Regions from separate parts of the Homo sapiens genome. Here region 1 is linked to region 2. The links are chromatin contacts, found by Hi-C or POLR2A ChIA-PET in ENCODE. All regions are on one chromosome and are shown on one strand. Each heading gives the region's core, a stretch centred on a gene start or an enhancer-like site at or near the end of the contact. The rest is flanking DNA. Distances are from core to core; before and after follow the strand shown. Region 1 holds the start of LINC01762 (long intergenic non-protein coding RNA 1762). Region 2 overlaps ATP1A1 (ATPase Na+/K+ transporting subunit alpha 1).

Region 1 (4,036 bases), core at 315-2,814, 90 kb after region 2:
GAAATCAGGAAAGGCCTCCCAGAGGAGCAGATGTTTGAAGGATGGACAAATCCAGATGGACAATAGAGTATGTATTCTAGGCTGGAGGGTATTAACCAAAGCATGGAACCCCCTCAGTTCTTTGGGAGGAGAACAGTCTCCTCTGCTCTCACTGTAGCTGGTGGCTTGATTGCTGACCAAGGTCAGGGTGACACCTTTGGCCAAAGAATGGGGCATTTGCTTCTAAGTCAGCCAAGGGCTCTTTCTGTCTGAAAATAGCTGCCTGAATTCATTTCCCCAATTAGTCCCAGAGGCCAAAGATAGGAGCAGGCTTTCTCCACCAGCAGGGCAGAAACTGCAGCTAGAAAGCCGGCCCTGCAGCATGAGGAACCCCTGGGGAGCTGGCAGGAGACCTTGAGGTCTGACCGGCTGTGTTTGGATGGACCCTCTCTAGCTCTTTCCCCGTCATGTGACTGAAAACCTTATCATAATGAAAGCTGTAAAAATGCCAAACTTTAACCTTATTAAAGTCACACTGTTCTGGTCTTGGCAACCATAATAGGATTTTACAACTCAACCTCTCTGACTAGAGTCCTTGAACAGCCCAGGGTCTGTCAGGGTCCGTGATGGGTGACTTAATGCCTTCAGGGACTGGTGCCCACCCACATTCCCACCCTCCCTGTGTCCATCCACCACCCGTGCTCACCGTGGCCTTCCATATGGCCTCCTGTTTTGTTACTCATAGAAATGGAGAAATTTCCACTACCATGGACCCCAGGAAAAACATATGAGCATACCCTACAGCACTTACCAGCTGACATGGTATTTTCCTCCGGATTAATGAAGCACAGTGGAATTTTAGCAGTTGCTGTAATGATTAATATGTCAAATCCATATTGCAGGAGAGGGAAACAGGAAAGCGATGTGAGAACCTAGGAGGGGGGAGGAAAAACAATGGGAAGGGAAGAGAGGTAGCAAAGCCAAAGAAGGACAGGGAAGGAAGAGAAGAACAAGGGAAGGACAGGGCAAAGTGGGGAGAGAGGAACACGGACTCCCACAGGGGTTGGATCAAACAGGCTCGAGCACATTTAGGGACTTCCTCCTGCCACATTGGTAGGAAGGTGGGTCAAGTCAGTTCCTGAGGAGAGGTCTCCCAGGAGCAGTTATTAGCATAAGGTTCTACATGTCGGGAGGTCATGGACCTTGAAGATTTGAGGAAAGGTATGGGGTTTATCCCTAGAAAAAAAATACACATAAAGGGGTTTACTAAGCCCCTAAACCTCCATGAGAAAACACAAAAATGAAAAAACCCTGGGTTCAGCTGACGGTGTTTCTGGAGCTGGGACTGTGTCATCCCTGTCAGCATCCCCTCTCCATGTGATGCCTTTCAGAAACAAGTTTGGAAAGATGACAATGGCGTCAGCCACAATACACATTCTGTTTGCTGAGCCTCTGTCTTGCCCTGTGAGCGCCCACCCTCTCCTCCCCACCTGCAGGCCCACCGCCATGCAGCTCCCAGGATGAGGTCATGCTTACTCACAGGGTCCCTTCCTCCAACTCTAGGCAGTCCAGTGCCCCTACATGAAGTGGTGTCCATGCTGTGCGTGAACATGCTCCGCAGTCTTGAGACCATTACACGGCTGGACAAAGGAATGCCTGGCCAAGCCACCAATGGGAAATACTTTGCAATGCAAATGAGTCCTCCAAAGCCAAGCATTCCCCTCTCCTGCTAATTACTTTTACCTGGTTGCATTAGAAATCCTGGCCAACATGGTGAAACCCCGTCTCTTCTAAAAGTACAAAAATTAGTCAGGCATAGTGGCACACGCCTGTAGTCCCAGCTACTCGGGAGGCTGAGGCAGGAGAATCACTTGAACCCAGGAGGCAGAGGTTGCAGTGAGCCAAGATCGCGCCATTGCACTGCAGCCTGGTGACAGAGTGAGACTCCATCTCAAAAAAAAAAAAAGAATGGCTTCATATTCTGTATAGTCAGGAGCTGGCTCAATGTTAATGTCATTGTCTCTCCTGAAATCACCTGTCAGTGCAAGAGACCTCTGAATTTCCTTTCTTATTTCTTGATCTAAGCATGTATATAGTGTCATGGGCCAGGTTAATTAAAGCTCACTGAATATCACATACTATCCTCTGAACAATCATACGTGTTGCTTCTTTAAAAGCAGGAAAGAAAAAATCAGGTTCTATATGGCCTACCAAGCTTAAATCGTCTCTGTGATGGGAACTGTACAAAAGTCAACAGGTCAACAACAAACACTAGTTTACATACTCAGTAGGTGAAAGAGTGAGCCAATTCATAGATTTCATTTCTGATTGTATTTTTTAACATTTTATTTTCAAAGAATTATAAATCCACAGAAGGTTGCTAAAAGGTGGAAACAACTCAAATGTCCATCGATGGATAAATGGATAAATGTGGTACAGTGGTCCCCCCTTATCCTGGGGGGATACATTCCAGGATCCCCCAGTGGATACCTGAAACTGTGGATAGTACCGAACCCAACTGCTGTCAGTGGGAACACATTTCTGTTCACATATTCCACCTACAATTTAACGCCTTTTCCAGCTTAACTAAACACTTACCAGTATTGTGGTCGTAACTTGCGGTTTGAGGTGTGACAGCAAAACTAGCACGAATTTCTTTTTTCCCTTCACAATTTCACAGATAGAAGATTCATTCCTAACTATAGATCTTAGCAGCCTCAGCATATCATTTTTTTTCTTTCCTGAAGCCGAGAATTTTCACCTTTTCACTTAAAGGAAGCACTTTATGGTTTCTCTTTGGTATATTTGAGTTGCCAGCATCACTACACTTGTGCTTTGGGGCCATTATTAAGTAAAATAAGGGTTACTTGAACACAAGCACTGCGATACTGGGGCAGACAACCTGGCAACAAAGATGGCTATTAAGTCACTACTGGGTGGAGAGTGTAGACAGAGTGGACACGATGGGCAAAGGGAGGGTTCATGCCCTTAGCAGGATTCAGCAAGATTTTATTATACCTCTCAGAACTACTCACAGTTCAAAAGGTATGAATTGTTTATTTCTGGAATTTTTCATTTAATATTTTTGTATTGCTGTTGACTGTGGGTAATTGAAACTAAGGAAAGTAAAATTGTGGATAAGCAGGGATGGGCTACTATACATACAGATAATGGAATAGTATTCAGCCTTAAAAAGGAAGGAAATTCTGATATGTTTCTATGACATGGATGAACCCTGAAGACACTATGCTAAGAGAAATAAGCCAGTTACACAAAGATAAAAACTCTGTGATTCCACTTAGATGAGGCACTTATACGAGTAGTCAAATTCAAAGAGACGAAAATTTGAATGGTGTCTGTCAGGGGCTGGGAGGTGAGGGGAATGAGGAGTTGTTTCATTGGTATGAACTTTCAGTATGGGAAGATATAAAAAGTCCTCTGGAGATGGATGGTGGTGTTTGTTGCATAATAATGTGAATATATTTAAAGCCAACAAACTGCGCCTGTAAAAATAGTTACAATGGTACATTTTATGTTATGTATATTTTACCACAATCAAAAATTGACAAGAAAGTCCCACAGACACTTCACTAGGCCAATCCAGTGTAACAGCTTGCATGACTATAATACATTATCAAAACCAGGGAACTGACATTGGTACAACCCAGACTCATTCAGACTTCACAAGTACTCGTGTGTGTGCGCGTGTGTGCGTGTGTATGTGTGTGTGTGTGTGTGTAGCTCTATGCAATTTTATCACCTGTGTGGCGCTGTTTCATCACAAGCCACTCTTTGTGCTGTCCTCTGTGGCCACACTTGCTCCTTCCTGACAACTAACCTGTGCCTCATCTCTATAATTGTTTCACTTAAAAAATGTTACAAAATGAAGTCATACAGTATGTAACCTTTTGAGATAGGCTTTGTTCACCACATAACTGCCTCGAGATCCACCCACGTTGTTGCATGTATCAATAGTTTATTCCTTTTTATTGTTGGATAGGACTCAATGATATGGATGGAAATGTTTGATTATATTTTTACATCTACCATTAATAAA
Region 2 (3,869 bases), core at 319-2,818:
TCTTCCTTCGTTTCCATTTCCTCTCTCTACCACCCACGTTGTAGATGCTCTTACAAGTGGGATGCCCACCTGCATGTGCTGCTGTGAGCAGGCAGCTCTGCTCAGGCCCCGGCCGCCACCCACTGGATGGCAGAGCACAGCGATTCATGTTGGCACATCCACCTGTCCAGAAATGCTTGGTGGCCATTCTTCAAAATCCACAAGTTGGTTGAAAAACAATCTTTGTTTTATAAAGCAGGAGAAACTGATGCATCTAGAACCTTTCCAAACGTCCAGTTAGTGATCAAGTGTTGGTGTGCCTGACTCCATTTCTGACCCTTCCTGTGTGGTCTTTAGAAGGATAAATAAGAAAACATGAGTTCTATATTTCTGAAATCTTGGTTTCTCTATTAAAAATCTGTTTTTTATTCAGTCAAAAAATTAATTGAATGTCCCTAATTATTGTGTAGAGCCACGGGCCCTAACTTGTCTTTTCCCTTCCAGCTGTACCTGGGTGTGGTGCTATCAGCCGTTGTAATCATAACTGGTTGCTTCTCCTACTATCAAGAAGCTAAAAGTTCAAAGATCATGGAATCCTTCAAAAACATGGTCCCTCAGGTACCAGACGCTTTGTCCTTCCCCAGTGGATGACTTGACAGCCCCAAGCATGTCAGCCTGTGAATTAGTGTGAAGTTAAGGTTTTCCAAGTATTACATGACTCATCAGAGAGATGGATGTCTTCTACCCCACCCAAAACCAACCTATTTTCCTTCTATCCAAAAAGTGGTAGCCTTTCTTTTGAATGTAAACTCTGAATACAGGCACACCATGTAACAGCAATATCTCTTAAACTGGCGAGCAAGCTTTTGTAACTTGTGTAAATAAAAAAGTGAATAATATCTTTGTTTTGTATTCAGGTAATTAGGATTATGACTATTTTTATTTTCTTGTTTTGGACACTACCTTCTCTTTGTTGGTATACTAACGGTGTAAATTGTTTCTTTTCCAAAGCAAGCCCTTGTGATTCGAAATGGTGAGAAAATGAGCATAAATGCGGAGGAAGTTGTGGTTGGGGATCTGGTGGAAGTAAAAGGAGGAGACCGAATTCCTGCTGACCTCAGAATCATATCTGCAAATGGCTGCAAGGTAGCTCTTTTATTTTAACAAACCTCATAGCTAGCTCTGCTGTTCGGGCAGCTTGATTTGAGGGGTACAGTAGCCCATGATAAGGCTGGTGTATTCACATGACATTTTTCTTCTTTTCCTCACATATAGGTGGATAACTCCTCGCTCACTGGTGAATCAGAACCCCAGACTAGGTCTCCAGATTTCACAAATGAAAACCCCCTGGAGACGAGGAACATTGCCTTCTTTTCAACCAATTGTGTTGAAGGTAGGCCATTTTTGGGCACTTTGAGCATGGCGTGGTATTTCTCTTGGGCATTAACAAAATCAAAACCATAGGCACAATCTCTTGTTTTATTGGCTCCATTTCTGAGAACTTGTGTCAAGCACAGAGCAGAGGTGTTTTCCTAGCTGGCAGGAAACCTTGTGGCAGTTTCCCTTCCCTCCACCTCCACCCTGCCTCTTCTGTCAACAACACCAGTCTGGCATGGGTGTTGGAGCTGCTGTCCTGCTACTGGAGAGAAGTCCCTTTGCCAAACAGCATGTACAGCCAAAGAGCTGGCCCTTAAAAAGTGCTTTTATCAACTCTTTTTGTTTTTTTAGTCATCCTATGTAATTGTGTAAAATCCGTGGCTTCCTTCAGGTTAGATACAATTAGGTACAGTTCTCCCTCCCCTTCTTTTTAAGGCACCGCACGTGGTATTGTTGTCTACACTGGGGATCGCACTGTGATGGGAAGAATTGCCACACTTGCTTCTGGGCTGGAAGGAGGCCAGACCCCCATTGCTGCAGAAATTGAACATTTTATCCACATCATCACGGGTGTGGCTGTGTTCCTGGGTGTGTCTTTCTTCATCCTTTCTCTCATCCTTGAGTACACCTGGCTTGAGGCTGTCATCTTCCTCATCGGTATCATCGTAGCCAATGTGCCGGAAGGTTTGCTGGCCACTGTCACGGTAAGAGGCAGGTGATGGTCACCCTGACTCAGATCAGCTTGCACGAATGTTACACTCTTCCGCTATCCTATTCTAAGGTATTGCCAACTTATGTTTTATTCTGGATGTTTGATATAGTTCTTCTTGAGAGCCACATCACGTGGTGAATTTTGACAGTGAGAAAACCTCAGCATTTGTTTATACGTAAGATAACCCCAAAGCATACATTTTGCTTTTAAATTATCACGTGGTCCTGAACAGTGCAGTGGAGAAAGGAGAAGAACTTGGGATCAAGTAGGGGGATAGAATATGGTAGAATCCTGTTATTATTTTTCTTAATAGATTGCTTTTCTGGAAGGAAGGGGAAGCCTCATGTATGGGTTCCCCTTATTATTTCTTCAAACTTCAGAAGAAGGTTGGAGAGATTTAATTTTAGACAAATTTCTTCCACATTAGGATATAGCAAGAATCTGTATAGAATTCCAGCCTGGTTGAGTGAAGTAATAATCTTCCTAATATTTTTTAGGTCTGTCTGACACTTACTGCCAAACGCATGGCAAGGAAAAACTGCTTAGTGAAGAACTTAGAAGCTGTGGAGACCTTGGGGTCCACGTCCACCATCTGCTCTGATAAAACTGGAACTCTGACTCAGAACCGGATGACAGTGGCCCACATGTGGTTTGACAATCAAATCCATGAAGCTGATACGACAGAGAATCAGAGTGGTAAGGCCAGGGTTACCACACACCTCAGCCACCTGCTGACTTCGCTTGGTTTTTTTTCTTTTAAGAAATTGCATGAAATTTCTTTTTTTTTTTTAAGCTCATGGCAGCTTTTTCTTTCTTTTTTGTTTTTTTTTTTTTTATCATTTAGTGAAGAGTCAAGGGTATGGGATATTGATTTTTTGCATGTCAGTAGAAACTTTAAATTGCCCTACAAACGTGACTGAAGAATGCCTAAAATGTGATTGGTTTCATTAATTGGGAAATGAGATGTATCACTGCAGATTTCTATGGGACTTTAATAGGAGAACTGAGAACACAGCCTTTGAAGTTAATGCATTGTTGTTCTGTTGTGTTTTCTTGCCTCCATCAGGTGTCTCTTTTGACAAGACTTCAGCTACCTGGCTTGCTCTGTCCAGAATTGCAGGTCTTTGTAACAGGGCAGTGTTTCAGGCTAACCAGGAAAACCTACCTATTCTTAAGGTATGCTCAAGAGTTAACTAATGGAGGGATGTAGACAGCACATGAGAACTGCCATTTGAGTGTTAAAAGTAGCAAATTACCTTTGTGGTCTGTGTGACTGTTCACTGTAGAACACCTGGAGTGGTCTGTGCAGTACTTTGCTGTGTGTAACTTACATTGTGTTGCCTGTAGATCCTGATGTATTATAGGACCCCCTGCTCCATATAGGTTGATTAAAAAGGGAAGATGCAGTAAAAATCTGACCAAAGTGGGAGGGGAGGAGACGGAAGACAGTCTTTATTGGTGAAAAACCTAATTCATCTGCTTTTACTACTCTTGAGTTTATATGTTATCACCTAACCTAGTGGACAGTGAGAGCTGAGGGCTGCAGTGACTCCATAATCGTATTTGCATATTAGGATACAGTAGATTCCAGTAACTCCTTTAAGCCATTTATTTTCCTGAAATAGCTCAGCTTATCTTATCTTATTGGTTCTTAGCTTGTTTACTAATGATGTAAAAATAAGCTCCAGGCCAAAATAAGCCCAGCCTTAGCCTGTGGAATTCTGATGCAGTTTGAAATGATTGAGATTTTACTATGCTGCCCAAGTGAAGATGCAGTCTCAGAAGGATCATGAATTGTACA

What was found. A loop is a pair of places that touch in the nucleus more often than their neighbours do. ChIA-PET counts read pairs that join two places held with the same protein, here RNA polymerase II (POLR2A). Pooled maps may share reads with other maps.
Region 1: a map of right cardiac atrium shows a loop between it and region 2 (2.6-fold over the local background). The contact joins the promoter of LINC01762 here to the enhancer-like site in region 2. A Hi-C loop is called at or near these places in 12 of 168 maps with a recorded cell type or tissue (A673, CD4-positive, alpha-beta T cell, GM11168 and 9 more) and 3 of 50 pooled maps. POLR2A ChIA-PET finds 5 or more read pairs at or near these places in 6 of 52 experiments (A673, HepG2, K562 and 3 more).

The regions. Positions count from the first base shown.
Region 1 is chr1:116,477,262-116,481,297 of GRCh38, forward strand. LINC01762 (long intergenic non-protein coding RNA 1762) reads right to left here and starts at 1,565. Exons shown (of 4, transcript NR_125972.1): 1 at 1,520-1,565; 2 at 791-911. It overlaps LOC112268235 (a long non-coding RNA gene), which reads left to right and starts at 1,961. Exons shown (of 2, transcript XR_002958352.2): 1 at 1,961-4,036. RefSeq lists an enhancer at 1,010-1,569.
Region 2 is chr1:116,387,648-116,391,516 of GRCh38, forward strand. It overlaps ATP1A1 (ATPase Na+/K+ transporting subunit alpha 1), which reads left to right. Exons shown (of 23, transcript NM_000701.8): 5 at 484-597; 6 at 991-1,125; 7 at 1,255-1,372; 8 at 1,792-2,060; 9 at 2,566-2,764; 10 at 3,135-3,244. Among named protein-coding and RNA genes, the nearest start is that of ATP1A1, 16 kb to the left of the region's middle. RefSeq lists an enhancer at 2,579-2,638. Within about 2 kb of position 1,569, at least 6 of the 41 ENCODE cell types and tissues checked have a DNase peak (open chromatin) inside an H3K27ac peak, as active enhancers do; they include CD4-positive, alpha-beta T cell, where a contact is called at or near this core.